Regions from separate parts of the Homo sapiens genome. Here region 1 is linked to region 2. Evidence: chromatin loops called from intact Hi-C (ENCODE). Cell type or tissue: Calu3. All regions are shown on one strand.

What was found. A loop is a pair of places that touch in the nucleus more often than their neighbours do. Peaks named below come from ENCODE experiments on the same cell type or tissue, not always from the same donor. Only the 100,000 strongest peaks of a DNase experiment are listed, where the experiment ranks them.
Region 1: a loop joins it to region 2, with 13 times the contacts of the local background. A loop is called at or near these places in 3 of 110 quality-filtered maps.

Annotation. Positions count from the first base shown.
Region 1 is chr5:140,782,549-140,790,548 of GRCh38, reverse strand. PCDHA1 (protocadherin alpha 1) reads right to left here and starts at 4,409. Exons shown (of 4, transcript NM_018900.4): 1 at 1,865-4,409. The coding sequence starts at 4,258. It also overlaps PCDHA@. In Calu3, no CTCF peak of the experiment used is centred here; a DNase peak (open chromatin) is centred at 4,428.
Region 2 is chr5:141,037,494-141,045,493 of GRCh38, reverse strand. No RefSeq gene overlaps it. Among named protein-coding and RNA genes, the nearest start is that of PCDHB1, 9.9 kb to the left of the region's middle. RefSeq lists enhancers at 3,475-4,878, 4,074-5,008. In Calu3, CTCF peaks have their summits at 4,121 (motif pointing right) and 5,107 (motif pointing right); DNase peaks (open chromatin) are centred at 4,203, 4,563 and 5,213.

The sequences.
Region 1 (8,000 bases), 250 kb after region 2:
CTTGCCAAAAGGCTGAGTACGATAATATATTAAAAGTTACAGAACATGTTTACAGCCTATTTTTTACAATACTCTAAGCAACAACTCTGTATCAACTCAAATCTCTGGAAACTTAACTAGCAAATTATATTAATTTCTCATAGAATGTCTTCACAAGGGGACATTCATGTATGTTTGAAAGTTTGACAAACAAAAATATATTCATTTAATATTTAAGTAACTTCAGAAGCAAACATAGGAAATAAAATTTAACATTATGCCCTTGACTGAATGACTACCAAATACAATGATGTCTACATCAAGGATATTTCCGTGGGTTTTGCAAAACTGCTATAAAACGTGCTGCCCAGTATATTTCTCAACCTTTACACAATCATCAGTAATCAAATCTTCCTTGATTTTGTAGCAGGAAGAGGCTATTTTTTCTCTCTTGAAGAAATGGTATAGAGAATTTCCTTTTATTGTTATTTTTTCATACTTCTATATTGACTTACAGGAAGGTAAGTATTGGGATTTTCACTCAGCCTAGGCTTGATTTTTGAAATAATGACTCCCACCTTTCTCTTGATCTTTTACTTTGACCTTAAGCAGATTTTTTAATAATTTGCTTTCACAAATTTCTTCCACTGTAAGCCACCTTAAACATTTTAGGAAAGGTAAAGAACTGTATTAACAGCAAGCAAGTTTTTGGATATCCTCGGGAAATTTGAAGAAAACTTAGTAATAATACTGAACTTAGGTTTTGCGAGCCTCAGCACCTTTATCCACAAAATGTGACGAAAGTCTTCACTTCATAAAATCGTTGGAAGGATCGAATGAGCTAAAAAAGTAAAGGGTTTTAGAACATTTGTGAGTGAATGGGAGGAATGGGAGGTGCTTAATAAGTGTTTCCTAACTGGATCCCCGAAATAGCAAATACATGCAATGCTAAGCCTTCTAGACCCAGGGGAATTCAAGGTTAATGGCATCAGGAAATTGTTCACAATGACAATGAAGTCGTGGTTGTATGTTTTCATAAAGAAATTAAACAAATCGCCCAATAAATGGTGTTTTTTGTTTGTTTGGTTGGTCGGTTTTGGTTTGTTTTTGTTTTTGTTTTGACAGAGTCTCACTCTGTCGCCCAGGTTAGAGTGCAATGGTGCGACTTCGGTTCACTACAACCTCTGCCTCCCGGGTTCAAGCGATTCTCCTGCCTCAGCCTCCCCATTAGCTGGGATTACAGGCGCCCACCACCAGGCCTGGCCAATGTTTTTGTATTTTTAGTTGAGACGGGGTTTCACCATGTTGTCCAGGCTAGTCTCAAACTCCTGATCTCAGGTGATACGCCCTCCTCGGCCTCCCAAAGTTTTGGGATTACAGGCATAAGCCACCGCCCCCAGCCAATAAATGTATTTTAAATTACGTTTGCTTAAAACTTCAGTTTATTGTTCACTTTGAAACTTAGCCACGTAAAGGGAAGGCAGATGATTTCTGTAACTTTGTCAAGAATTGTTTGTCCGGGGCTTGACATTTCACCAGAAAAGATAACATAATAAGTTACCCCGAATATGTCACTGTTATTTTACTACATTGAGATATTGTGTTAAATATGACCAACATTACCTTTTATTGTACCTTGTATTGTAGCTTTTTTAACCTGCCATTTAAATCAAGAAATACGACAATTTGTCCCTACATTTTTCTTTGCTTTCTAGTTCCATTCAAGACAAAACTGCCATTAATAGGATATCTACATTCAATGGTATGATTTATTTCAACGTTAGTGAACACCTTGAAGACATTTTTTAAAGTGATATTTGAAAAGATGATTAGACAAGTTAAATATGAAAAATATTTAAAGCCAAAACTCGAAAGTTGGACTTACATTACCAGAAAGATCCAAATTTGCTTCTGGTTGTTCATTTCTTTCTGACGTGTTAAGACTTGGAGATAGGCCTGGGCTGAAGGCCATGAGGTCGGTCTTGGGTGGGCCCTCGCTAGAGCACACCCTCTGCCGCCTCTGCTGTGAGTTCGACCAGCTCCCCAACGCGCTGGAGCACACCAGAGTGGGCTTGCCCGGCACATACGCACCCTCAGTGGGCGGCACTGAGCACCGCAGCGCCGTGTACAGCAGCAGTGTGAGCACCAGCAGGCTGGACACCGCGCAGATGGCGATGATCAGGTACACGTTGACATCCACCAGCGCCGCCTCTGGGCCCGCGACACCCACCGACGCCCGCGAAGACGCCTTTGGCGCCTGGCCGCTCTCCACCAGAGATACAAGCACAGTGGCCGTGGCTGTCAGCGCCGGCTCACCGTGATCCTTCACTAGCACCAGAAGGCGGTAGCGCGACAAGTCAGCCTCGTCCAGGACACGAGTCGTGCTGATCTCGCCCGTGTACAGCCCCACGCGGAACGGGATGCGCGCGCCGCCTGCTGCCGGCTGCAGTTCATAGGACAGCCACGCGTTGTAGCCCGAGTCGGCGTCCACTGCGCGCACCTTCGCCACCACATGACCCGCACCCACCAATCGCGGCACCAGCTCACTGACTGCACCAATAGTGCCACCCACTCGAGGCGCCAGCAGCGCCGGCGCGTTGTCGTTCTCGTCCAGCACGAACACCTGCAGCGTCACGTTGCTGCCCAGAGGCGGCACGCCCGCATCCCGCGCGCTCACCTGGAACTGCAGCAGCTCCAGCTCCTCGTGGTCCAGGGGCTGCAGTGCGTACACCTTGCCGCTCTCCGCGTGCACTGACACGTAGTTCGACAGCGCGCGCTCGCCCACCCGCCGTTCCACCAGCGAATAGGACACCAGCGCGTTCTCCTGCGCGTCCGCGTCCCGCGCAGACACCGTGAAGATGTGGCAGCCCGGCGGGTTGTTCTCCTTCACGAATACTGTGTACTCGGGCTGCGCGAACGCAGGCGCGTTGTCATTCACGTCGGCCACCTCCACGGACACCCTGGCCGTGGCCCACAGCGAAGGCGAGCCCCCGTCCCGCGCGGTCACCACCAGCTCATAGACCGACAGGCTCTCGCGATCCAGGGCGCTGTCCAACACCAACGAGTAGTAATTCTTGAAGGTGGACACCAGCTTGAAGGGGACGTGGGGCATTAAGGAGCAAGTCACCTGCCCGTTGGCACCTGAGTCACGGTCAGACACGGTGATGAGGGCGATGACGGTGCTGAGTGGAGCGTCCTCTCTGATAGGCAAATACAATGAAGTGACCGCCAGTTCTGGAGCATTATCATTTACATCCAGCACTTTCACCAAAACCTTACAGTGATTTGACATCGGAGGACTTCCTTTATCAACTGCCTTTACTTGAATTTCGTAGGATTTTGTTTCTTCATAATCCAGTTTATCAATTAACCTAATTTCTCCTGAGCTGGAATCAACTTTGAATTTTTCTTGAATGTCACGAGAAATACCACTGTCAAAGGAAAAGACGACTTCACCATTTACACCTTCGTCAGCATCAGAGGCATTTAATGTGGTCACTAATGTTCCATTTGCTGTAGTCTCTAACAAGTGGACTCTGTATACGGCCTGGTCAAACAGTGGGGCGTTATCATTAACGTCGAGGACGGTGATCAGCAGCTCAACTGTACCTTGCAGCTCCGGTTTGCCCCCATCAGTGGCAGTCAGTAATAAGTGAAGTTCTGGTGTTTCTTCTCTATCCAAATATTTTCTCAATTCAAGCCAAAGAGATTTACTCAGTTCATCACTTGCCTCTACATCCAAAGAGAAATAATCACTCGGGCTGAGCGTGTACGTTAGAAGAGCGTTAGCACCAATGTCTGCATCAGCAGCTCCTTCTATCGGAAAACGCGAATTCAGGAGTCTAGATTCAGGAATAAATATTATTTGTTCTCTGCCCCTGAAGACGGGTGGATTATCGTTAATGTCTTTCACCTTCACCTCCACATGGAAAACCTGCAGCGGCCTGTCGGCGATCAACTCCAGGTGGATGCTGCACTCCGCGCTCCACTGGCACAGCTCCTCGCGATCGATCCGAGAATTCACAAACAAAATGCCATTCTGCAGATTTACCTCCAGAAGGTCCCTGTGTGTTTTGGACGCCACCCGGAACAGGCGAGGCACCAGCTCCGCCAGCTCCAGTCCCAGGTCCTGAGCAACGCGGCCAACGAAGGTGCCGTGTTTGGCTTCCTCCGGGATCGAGTAGTGGAGCTGGCCGCTCCCCACCTCCCAGGCTGCGAGGAGCAGAAGCCAAAGAAGCAGATCCCGGGCTCCCAGGCCCCCTCTCCTAGAAAACACCATTGCAAAAGGACTACACCTTTCTTATGCTCTCCTCTTACTTCAAAATCATGCCATTTTATCTAATATTTCCAATCATTTATCTCTTTACCGTTTCTGTCTTCTCTCAGGCGGTGACAAAATGGAGCTTCCTCCTTCACTTTTAGTGATCAGTAGCTCCCTTCTATTGACAAGACTTTGTGGTGTACAGCGACATCATGTGGCCAATGTAAATTTTAGATCCATTCGTTGATTTTCAAAATGCAATCTATATCCGTCTGCAATTTGTTAAATGCAATCATTTTCAATTTTATGTCCTTTTAAGACCCAGAACATTTCAAATCTCATTGGAGAGTGTGTAATCCAGTATTTTCTTTTAGTAATGATTACAAACATATTACAATTGAATTAGAAACTTTAAGATCTACTTAACCTCTCCTTACATCATTTTATTTAAAACGATTTATCAGCTTATATATTTTTATTATTAAATATTTGCAACTGAATGTCAAAGTTTTAAAATAAGGTAGTTTGACTGATATGATTCACCTTATTCTAGGATAGCTTGGGTGTTTTTTTTTAAATGATATTATACACACACACGTACATATGCACATGTATATATAGTTATCAGGTACTTACAGATGACATTTTTGGAAAATTTCTGAACACATGTAAAATTCCTTTAATGTGGTATGAACAACTTCATCATTTTCTGATACTTTAACTGTTAGAATAAAGATATTTGTGACATTTTCCCTTGTTGTTATATAACATAATGACCTAAGTATTGAACTTATAACTCTGACTTCCAAAACTCAGTATTCCTAATTGAATCGGTGTCCACTAGATCTTTTATTCCTATGTTAAATTTTCATCCATGCTTTTTTCTTATCAAGACCAAACATTGTCATATTACAACAAAAATCATATGGATATTGAATCGCAATATCAGAGACACGTACTGAGAATCTTTATATAATCCATAGTCAAAAGAAAAATGTAAATCTTATGCAAAGATATATTTAAAAAATAATTTGAGAATAACCTACCTATTAATAAACCTCTCTTTCAATTTCAGTCCAATTCATAATCAGAATCCCATAGCTACATCTTAGTTTGACTAAGAAATGTGATCAGAATAAGCTATCACTAGTTTTTTTTTAAAGGAATGGCCATAATGTTTATATTTTAAGTACTAAGAATAGTTAAGGACATTAATGTGAATAAGGATTATTTAATCCAGTATGTCTTCATAATCAGAAAGCCTAAATCCTTGTTTACTTGATAATTAAGATATAGACAAAACATGGAGCTATTTTATTTTTAACAAGCAGTTTATATATTTTAACAGTTCAATGTAGTAATTACTTTATTACAAAAGATAGAGCAACATAAGATACATGAATATTCTCTTAGTCTAAAAGTGAAGCAAACTTTAAACTTGGAAACATTCTAAAGGTTAGCAGATTTAGAGAACATTGTCAACATTTGGAAGTGCAAAATACTTTAAAGTGTTATAAATTTTGAAGACTGACACAGTGGTGAAATCTCTGGGTTTTTGCCTTATCTATTCCAGACTTGGACCAGAAGAAGCCAACAACCAGAAACATTATTGGGTACTGATGCAAAAAGCTCAAAAAAAAAAGCATGCTTTCTCTAGACAAAGGACCAGGAAATAGGCAGCCTAGCAAGACAAAAAGCTCCTAGATAATCATTTACTCCAGGTAATCACCACAGAAAAAAACTGTGGCCCCACACCAGCAAAAGTTGAGTGGGGAATCTAGATTAACGCTCTTGCAAAGCTGTTAATGAGGAATCCCAATACTTCTGGTGGTATCAGATCAGGCCAAAAAATGAAACTGAGACTTTCATTCCCCCAACTGCTAGCAAGCTCCACAGTTGTGGTATCAGAGGAGACCATGTGGACAGCCTGGACTGTGCAGAAAATAACACGGTGCCACCTCCCCCTCTCTGCTGGGGTGGTGCATTAGTCCATTTTGCATTGCTATAAAGGAATACCTGAGGCGGGTAATCTATAAAGAAAAGAGGTTTATTTGGCTCACGGTTCTCCAGGCTACGTAAGAAGCATAGTGCCAGCATCTGCCTTTGGTGAGGGCCTCTGGAAGCTTCCAATCACAACTGATAGCAAAGGGGGAGCCAGCATAGCTCATGGTAAGAGAGAGAGAAAACAAGAGAGAGAGGGAGGAGGTGCCACACTCTTAAAAAATATATATCATGTGAACTCATAGAGTGGTAACTCACTCATTACCAAGCACCAAGCCATTCATGAGGAATCCGCCCCCATGACACAAACACCCACAACTAGGTTCACCTCCAACATTGGAGATCACTTTTCAACAAGAGATTCGGAGGAGCCAAATATCCAAACCATATCATTCCACCCCAGCCCTCCAAATCTCATGTCCTTCTCACATTGCATAATCCAATCATTCCTTACCAATAGTTCTCCCAAAGTCTTAACTTGTTCCAGCACCAACTCAATCAAAAGTCCCAAGTCCCATCTGAGACTCAAGGCAAGTTCCTTCTACCTAAGAGCCTGTAAGATTTAAAAAAAAAAAAAAGATACAATGGTGGTACAGGCATTGCATTGGGTAAACATTTCCATTCTAAAAGGGAGAAAACAGCCAAAAGAAAGGAACAGGCCCCACACAAATCTGAAACCACACAGGGCAGACATTAAATCTTAAAGCTCCAAAATAATTATTGACCCCATGTCCTGCATCCAGGGCATACTGGTGCACAGAGCAGACTCCTAAGGCATTGAGCAGCCCCACCTCCATGCCTTTGTAGGGTGCAACACCCATGGCTGATATCATGGCTTGGAATTGAATGCCTGCAGCTTCTCCAGGCTCAGGGTGCAAGCTGCTGGTGGCATTCTCATATTATTCTCGGATCTAGAGGATAGCGGCCCCCTTCCCACAGCTCCATTAGAAAGTATGCTGGTGAAAACTCGGTGGGAGAGCTCCAGCTCCACATTTCTCCTGGGAATTGCTCTAGTAGAAGTTCTTTACAGGAGCTCCACCCTATGGCAGGCTTCTGCCTAGGCATCCAGGCTTTCTGATACATCCTCTGAAATCTAGGTGGAAGCTGCCAAGCCTCCTTCACACTTGCATTCTGTGCGCCTACAGGCTTAACACCATGTGGAAACCATCAAGGTTTATGGTGGCCTGCACTCTCCAGCGCAGTGGCCAGAGCTGTACCTGTGGCCTGTACCTGTACCAGCTGGAGCCAAGGCAGTCAGGATCCTGGGAGCAGTGTCCCAAGGCTTCACATGCCAGCAGGGCCTTGGGCCTGGTCCTCAAACTCATTCTCTCCTCCTAGGTCTCTGGATCTGTGATGGGAGGGACTACCTGGAAGATTTCTGAAATGGCTTAGAGGCCTTTTCCCCATTATCTTAGGTATTAGCACTTGCCTCCCTTTTAGTCATGCTAATCTCCATGGCAAGTGGTTTCTCTGTAGCCCTCTTGAATCTATTTCCTGAAAATGCTTTTTCCTTCTGTTACTACGTGGCCAGGTTGTGACTTGTCCAAATTTTTACACTCCACTTCACTTTTAAATATAAGTTCCAACTTTAAGTCATTTATTTGCTCCCATATCTAATCATAGGTTGTTAGAAGCAGCCATGACACATCTTGAATGCTTCACTGCTTAGAAATTTCTTCCACCTGGCTGGGCGCAGTGGCTTATGCCTGTAATCCCAGCACTTTGGGAAGCCGAGGTGGGTGGATCACGAGGTCAGGAG
Region 2 (8,000 bases):
AAACTAATACACAGAGTGAAGCAAGTTGTGCTTGCATAATTGGGCTTGTCCTTTTGCTCTTCTGCTACTTTCATAAGAACATTCTCTGGATAGTCTATTGATAAAAGAGTGATGAAAGACACGTGGAACAGCACTGGACACAACCTACATATTGAAGCGGAGCATGGCTGATCTCAGCCTAAATCTTCTGACCCCAAGATGCATCAATGGGAATCAATGTTGCTTTGAGCTACTAATTTTTGAAGTATTTTGTTGCACTACATTCTATGACAATAGCTAACCTATGTAATATGTAAACATTTTATTTTGGCATAGTTAGCTGTAGACATTATGATATCATTCCTAAATATCTCAACAGGTACCTCTTACAAACAGGGACAGTATCCTTCATAACCTCAATACAAATTATCACACTCAGGAAGTTTAACATGAATACAGTGCTATTATCTAATACATACTTCATATTCTAATTTCCCCAGTTGTTCCAAGTATGTTCTTTGTGCTGGTTTTTTTTTTTTAATGTAGGATACAATCAAGGATTGCACATTGATTTTAGTTGTTATGTTTCTCTAGTTTACTTTAAACTGAAACAGGGAAAACATTTTTATGATGCTGTTTTTTAATGACACTAACTTCTTTTTCATGACACCGCTGTTTTTATTTAGTTAGTTATTTATTAAAAAAACTTTTATTGTAGGTTCAGGGGTACATGTGCCGTTTTATTATACGGGTAAACTCATGTCATAGGGGTTTGTTGTACAGATTATTTCATCATTCAGGTACTAAGCCTGGTACCCAATAGTTATTTTCTCTCATCCTCTCTCTCTTCCCACCCTCTACCCTCAAGTAGGCTCCAGTCTCTATTCTCCCTCTTTAGGTCCATGAGTTCTCATCATTTAGCTCCCACTTATACATGAGAACATGCAGTATTTGGTTTTCTGTTCCTACATTAGTTTGCTAGAGATAATAGCATCCAGCTCCATCCATGTTGCCATAAAAGACATGATCTGGTTCTTCTTTATAGCTGCATAGTAGTCCATGGTGTATATGTACCACATTTTCTTTATTCAATCTGTTATTGATGGGCATTTAGGTTGATTCCATGCCTTTGCTATTGTGAATAGTGCTGCAATGAACATTTGTGTGCATGTGTCTGTATGGTAAAATGATGTATATTTCTTTGGGTATATAGCCACTAATGGGATTGCTGGGTCAAATGGTAGTTCTGATTTTAGCTCTTTGAGGAATCACCACATTGCTTTCCACAATGGTTGAACTAATTTACACTCCTACCAACAGTGTATAAGTGCTCCCTTTTCTCTGACACTTCATCAGCATCTGTTATTTTTTTACTTTTTAATAATAGCCATTCTGACTGGTTTGAGAGGGTATCTCATTGTGGTTTTAATTTGCATTTCTCTAATGATCGACACTGATGTTTTTAAAGAGTTGTTTTACAGTATATCCCTCAATTTGGAATTTTTTGTTGTGTTTACCCTTGGTTAGATTGAGGTTAAATATTTTTGCAAAAATACCACATAAGTGATATTGTGTTCTTCTCAATGTATCACATCAGAGGGCATATGATGTCATTTTATTCCATCACTGGTGATATTAAGTTTGGCAATTTGGTTATAAAATGGTGTCCATCAAATTTTTCAGTTGGATAGGTACCTTTTAATTCTTTTTATAATTAATTAGTGATCTGTGGAGAGATTTGAAACTACGAGGATATGCTATTCCCAAAACAATTTTATTAACCATTGATTTCCAACATCCATGAATGATCCTTGCCTTGAATAAATACATATTTGTATATATATATATAGTATAAGTGTATGTGCATACGTATATCTATATGGGATCATGAGACTTACACTTTCAATACATTAATACAGATATCTTTATTTTCCTCCCCTACTTCATATTTTGTATTTTCCTTGTCCCAAAGTGAGAAGCCTTAGTTCACAACAGCATCAATATATTTACCCATCAAAATAAATCTCAAGATATACATTAAAGAATTTTGGAATTATTACACTATTACCTAAGTGCTAATTAACTTTTTTGAAAATCCACTCAGGGAGGCAAGAGAAATGTACTTAGTCGCATATTGAATAACAAATTCTTTTTACCCAATGTTCTTTCCTTTAAGACTCTACATTTTCTGCTTATAAAATTAGTTTAGATCAAAATTGATTCTAACATTAATGTAAAATGTATTGTTTATTTTTATTCATCTTTAAGTCATAGGTTTAAATGTTTCTGAAATTGTTCTGATGATAATTTTTTCACTATTTTCAACTTCTTTTAGAAAAAAAATACCTTAACTAAAATATTGGAGCATCTCTTCTGATTTGTTGCTTCTACTATTGTACCCAAAGTTCAGGTAGTTTTAAAATTTTAATATTGATAATATTTATTGTAATAGTAATTTTAACAGGCAGGTTAATATTTGGGGTCACCTCTAATTTTCATTCATATATACCTTTTAAGCCTGAAAAAAAAAGTCTATTTTTAGGAGTAGGTGTATTTTGAAACATTGAGGTCACACCTGCAGTTGTAAACTTTAGTACTATTTTAAAATTTTATTCTTCCATTGTGTCTTTTCATGCTTTTAAGGTTTCTTATTCATATTAGCAGAAACAGGATGCTTTGGTGGATAGAAGTCCTTTTTAGGCAGCTCAGTTTATTGCAGCTGCTCTTGATCTCCCATCTGTTGCTTTAAATGAGAATGCCTCTTATTGCTCAACCTGTGCATGTGCGTATAAAGTTTCCTTCTCCCACAGTAACACAAGAAGCCATAATATAAACCAATACCACTTATAGACTGGATTTGTAGTACACTCTTGTTTAAAACAGATGTCTTTCATCTTCTTACTATTCATGCTTTTTTTCATATTGGTAGAACAGGCTATGGATGTCTTTCCAGGAAATCTGACAAGTGTTTGGAAACGTCTCAATTTAATCAAATAGAGACTATATTAGAGTGATAATTCTTTCCCTTGATAAGCACTTATCAATTTCTCCTTTTTATAGAAAATTCAGTTAACACCAAAATCAGTACCTACATTTTTATTGAAATTAATATCTATTCAACAAAATTTTGTTTTAAACCTTAAAACAGAAATGGTAACTTTTATGTTAAGTAACTATGCTATTATATTTTTATTCTATGTTAAGACCCATAGAAGAGTAAATGAGAAAATAGCTATAAGAAAAGGAAATACTAACTGGGCTGGTTGACTTATAAAACCAAATGTGCCCTGGGATGGGTCTTTTTTCTGAGAGTGGTAAGATTGTTTGCTTGGGAAAGAATTTTATTTCACTCTCAACTTGCTAGAATTGATTTTACACTGTAACCCATACACCTGAACATACAGTAAGACTCTGAAACAACACTTGAACAAGGTATTTCCCCTATTTTTTCTTGCTATTTATCAAGATCTGTACTTACAAAGCAACTTAAGGTTTCCTCCTCTGAAGCTGGATGTATGTAATTCACAGTAACTTAATCATCACTGTGTAAAATAGTGTAAATAATATACACAGACTAAAAGTAATAAACATACCATAAATTTTCTGTATTTTTAGCACTCTGATAGTTTATGTATTAGGCTTGGAAAAAATAAAAAACAAGAGTTTTCATCCTAGAATTCCCACCACCTCTTACCAATTCCTAAATATAGTCACACTTTTCATCTTCCAGAAACTGAGATCAGAGTAGCACTCTCGGCTAAGCTTCCTGGAATATTTTTGGCTAACAACATAGTGCTTCCTTAGTATTTCTTTCAGTAAAATATACCCTGTGGAAGTTTTAGTAAATATTTCTAAATACCTATATATACAGATACTTTAAAAATACCTATTTGATTACAAGATGTGTTGGAAAAAATGCTTGGAGAAATTTAAACATATTCGTAAATTATTTTGAGTAGAAGCGAGAGATCACTCTGAAAATTCTAAATTTTTCCATTTCTCTTTAAAAATAGGCAGATCTCTCAAAAAAACCACTTCCTGACGCCCCAAATCTTCAATTTGTGTCTTTTAAGTTTTAAGTCTTAATCCAAAGAACCCTTTACACTTTATCAATAGCATTTTCCTCATCTGCCACCAGGTGGCAGGTGGATCCACTTTTCGGAACGCGACCCCGACCCCGCCCTACCGGAAGCTGTCATGTAAAGGAAATCTCTCTGGCCACGCCCAGAGTTCAGCACCATGGCCACGGACAGCGACACCGCCCAGTTCGGTCCCATGACTCGCTGCAGAGATTTTCACCACACAAAGGAAATGGCCAATCCCAACTGGTTCCAAGGGTCGCGTGACTGGCTAATTTACAATGCCAGAGGTGGAGGGGGGTAGGAACCCCTTGTTTTGGGATTTTTAGCCTGGAGGAGGAACAGACTGATATTAAATAATACACCATATTGCAAAATCCTGTGGTTGTTTTTCTCTCTCTACTCTCCAGAATCTCAGTGACTCGTAAATGCTGTCTTGCTGTACAGGGTAAAGGGGCTAGATTACCCAACCTCCGTGTGTTGGTTTATTCCGACAAAATGCGTAAGACAGCAAAGGCGGTACAAAAGTCAGTGTGCGTTATGGCGGCCAATACCTCGGCTTGCACAAAGCTGCCTGTCAGCTTTCCTAAGACACCAGCACTGGGACGGACTACATTTGCTTTTTCTCGATTTCCAATTAATTAATCTCGGAAACACAAACAGCAGCTGATTTTTTTGTTGTTGTTGTTCGCTTGAAATTACTATTTAAGGCAAAGACACTGGAGTGAAACACGAGTGTGTTCTAGAAGTAATGGTTTAGTTGTTATCTTCAGTTGCTTAGCGACTAATTAGACAAGAAGAGAACTTGTGGGTGGGGATTATTTGCGTTTTAGAACGGCAGAAACCAGGGGCAAATGAAAATGAGTTCAGGGGCTAGCGTTTAGAATCAATCTAATTAAATCTCAGTGCTGGGGAAGTAAGCAGCGCTAAAGAGGAACAGTAGGCAGTTAAGGTTCACAGGTGGGTTAAATTAAGCCGAGTTTTTGTTGTAATTTTTCCGTACCATATGGATTGCTTTCTCATTCCCCGTTGTTTTGGCGGCGACAAATTCGGATCTTTAACCAGCAGAGGGCGAGTCGACTGCATTTTTCAGCCCTCAGACACTCCCTCTTCCTCCCTTCTCTGCCCCTGGGAAATTAATTTACTAAGCTCTTCAAATACAGACGAAGCTGAGGAAGGTGTTGTGGAAGGCGAGCAGCGCGCAGGACTTGGCAGAGTGCCCGCCCTGTCAGCCTTGGATGTGTGGCTGCACCGCACTCCTGACGACACGGATCTCCTTGCTTGGGGCTGCAGAGGGGATTGCAGGGGTTGTTGCAGTAGGAAGCGGGGATGAAAAGCACCCCCATGCCCAGACGCCATAGATATTTAGGATCACTAGCTTCAGAGAACTGAGAGGGCCAGAGGTAGCCTAATAAAATGAATGTAAACCATGAAGTTGGAAAAGAGGAAAGAAACCGTTTACGTCTCAGGGCCAATACTCAGTGAGCTGGAACAATAACCAAAAGGGAGGGGCTCTGCTCTGGCTTTGCCTTTCTGGGAAGAAAAATTGGAGGATGAGGAGTAGGGAAAGGGAGAAGATGAGGGCAAAGACTAAAAGTTTGGCTGAGTCATCTTTAAAAGACAAGCAAAGCAAGCCAGCCCAAGGGAAGAGACAATGAAAGCAAGCCTGCCAGAATGCATTGCAGAGCAATAAAGCATGCTGTACAAAGTTAATTTATTGTTGGGCGGAGCCCTCCTCATTCTGGAGGGGCATACCACTTGCTCCAGAGGGATGATTTACTTTGTATTGTAAGACTTTGTAGAATCCCCCTGGCAGGCAGCCAGAACTCCCATTAATTCAGCATGTCCTTTCTCCTTCACATATTTATGTCTCAGAATTCGTCTAACTCGGTTTCAAACTAGTAAAATTAATTTTTTCTGGAGGCACTAAACTAAATTTTATGCAGTATTGCATTTTCTCTCCTTCAGTCATTAAATTTCTGTAGTGCTTGTGTTTAAAGGACACCATTTTATTAATAAATTCAATTCATAAGATAGTATTATATTCCCTTGGAGTTGGTATTGGAGAGGACAACAGTAAGATATCTTAAGATAGATCAACACTTTTCAGAATGCATGATTTGACTCACAGTTTCATGGCCAATTTTACAGATAAATTGCACTGTCATGGTGTTTTGCAGCACACCTGTGTTTCTGTAGCATTTCCCCTGTAAAAGAGCACTTGTAAATTTCCAGTGCATACACCCAAAATTTATTCATGTTGTTTCAAGATCCAAACAAGTGCCTAGTAGTATTGGCTAATATAATCTCCCCATAGAAACAAGAATTATCTTTTTAAAACCTAAGTACTAAGTCAGTGAGCAGGCACTTAATGAAAGAGAATATCCAAATAGCCAATAAGCATATGAAAAGGTTTACAACATCCTTAACTGTTAAAGAAATGGAAATTTAAGCCACAACTAAAAGCCTGTATCCATCCAAGAGCATGGCTAAATAAATAAATAATAAAAGCTGACATTTTCAAGCCTTGGAAAGGATGAAGCAACTCCAACTATCACACAGTACTGGTGGAGTGTAAATTGTTACAATCACTCTGAAAAGCTGGCAGCAATTTACTAAAGTTCAATAAAACATACCCGTAGATATGCACTCTTAGGTATACATCCAACAGAAATGCCTACGTGTATGTACAAAAAGACATAGACAAGAATGTTCATCATAGCTCAAACCTGGAAGCAATCCAAATGGATAAAGATGTTGTTGTTGCCATATACAGTAACATACACAGCAATGACAATTTTTTAAAAACTACTACATGCAACAATATGTATCAGCCTCACAGACATAATGCAATGTTTAGCAGGAAAAAAATCAGAAACAAATTTTTCTATGATTCTATTAATTTAAAGCTCAATAATTGTATAAACTACCCTAAGATGATTAAAGTGAGGATAGTGGTTGCCTCGATGGAGATAAAGACTGGAATGGGGAATGAGGGAGACTTCAGGATTTGGTAATATTCTATTTCTTGACATGAGTGTATTCACTGCAAAAATCTATTAAACTGCACACTATGATTTGTGCATATTAAGTATGGTATATTGCAATAAAAATATACTAAAAAATTTTACTGATGCAAATTGTATGTATTTATGGAGTACATGTGATAGTTTGTTTAAAAGACATAAGACAGATTATGTTGCACCCATGCTTAAAACAATTCAATGTCTTCCCATTGCATTGAGAGTAAAATCTAGATTCCTTAATATGGCCTACAAGGCCCTGCATAAACAAATCCTATCTAAATTTCCAATCTTATTAACCACTTCCTCCCTCAATTACCACACTTCAATTGCCCTGACCTTCCAACAGTTCCTAGAACATTAATCAATCTCTTTTCAGTCTTGGGGTCCTTGAGCTTGCTGTTTTCTTTACCTGGAGTGGGTTATCACCAGCTCTTTGCATGACATGTTCCTTCTAATATGTCAACTCAGATTAATGACGTCTCTTTAAAGAAGCTTTCCTTGACTCCCATCTAAAATCTCTGGGTTATTTTTCTATTTGCTGCCGTGACAAATTGTCACAATGTTAATTTCCCCTTGCTATGTAATATATTCACAGGCGTCAGGACTAGGATGTAGGCATCTTTGAGGGGGACATTATTCTACCTGCCACAGTGCACTTCTTTTATTGATTATAACATTATGCTTATTTTGGTAGAGCACTAATCACAATTTTAAATAACTTTATATATATTTGTTTACTTGTTCACTGTCTAACTTCTCCACTCTAATGTAAATTCTAGTGAGAGCAGAGACCGTATCTGTCCTGTTCTCTTCTGTTTTCCTGGTGCTTAGCATGATAATTGGTACATTGTAGGGGTTCAGTAGGAATTTGTGGAAATAATAAGTAAATTATAAAAATTTAGACTCTGCTTTGATA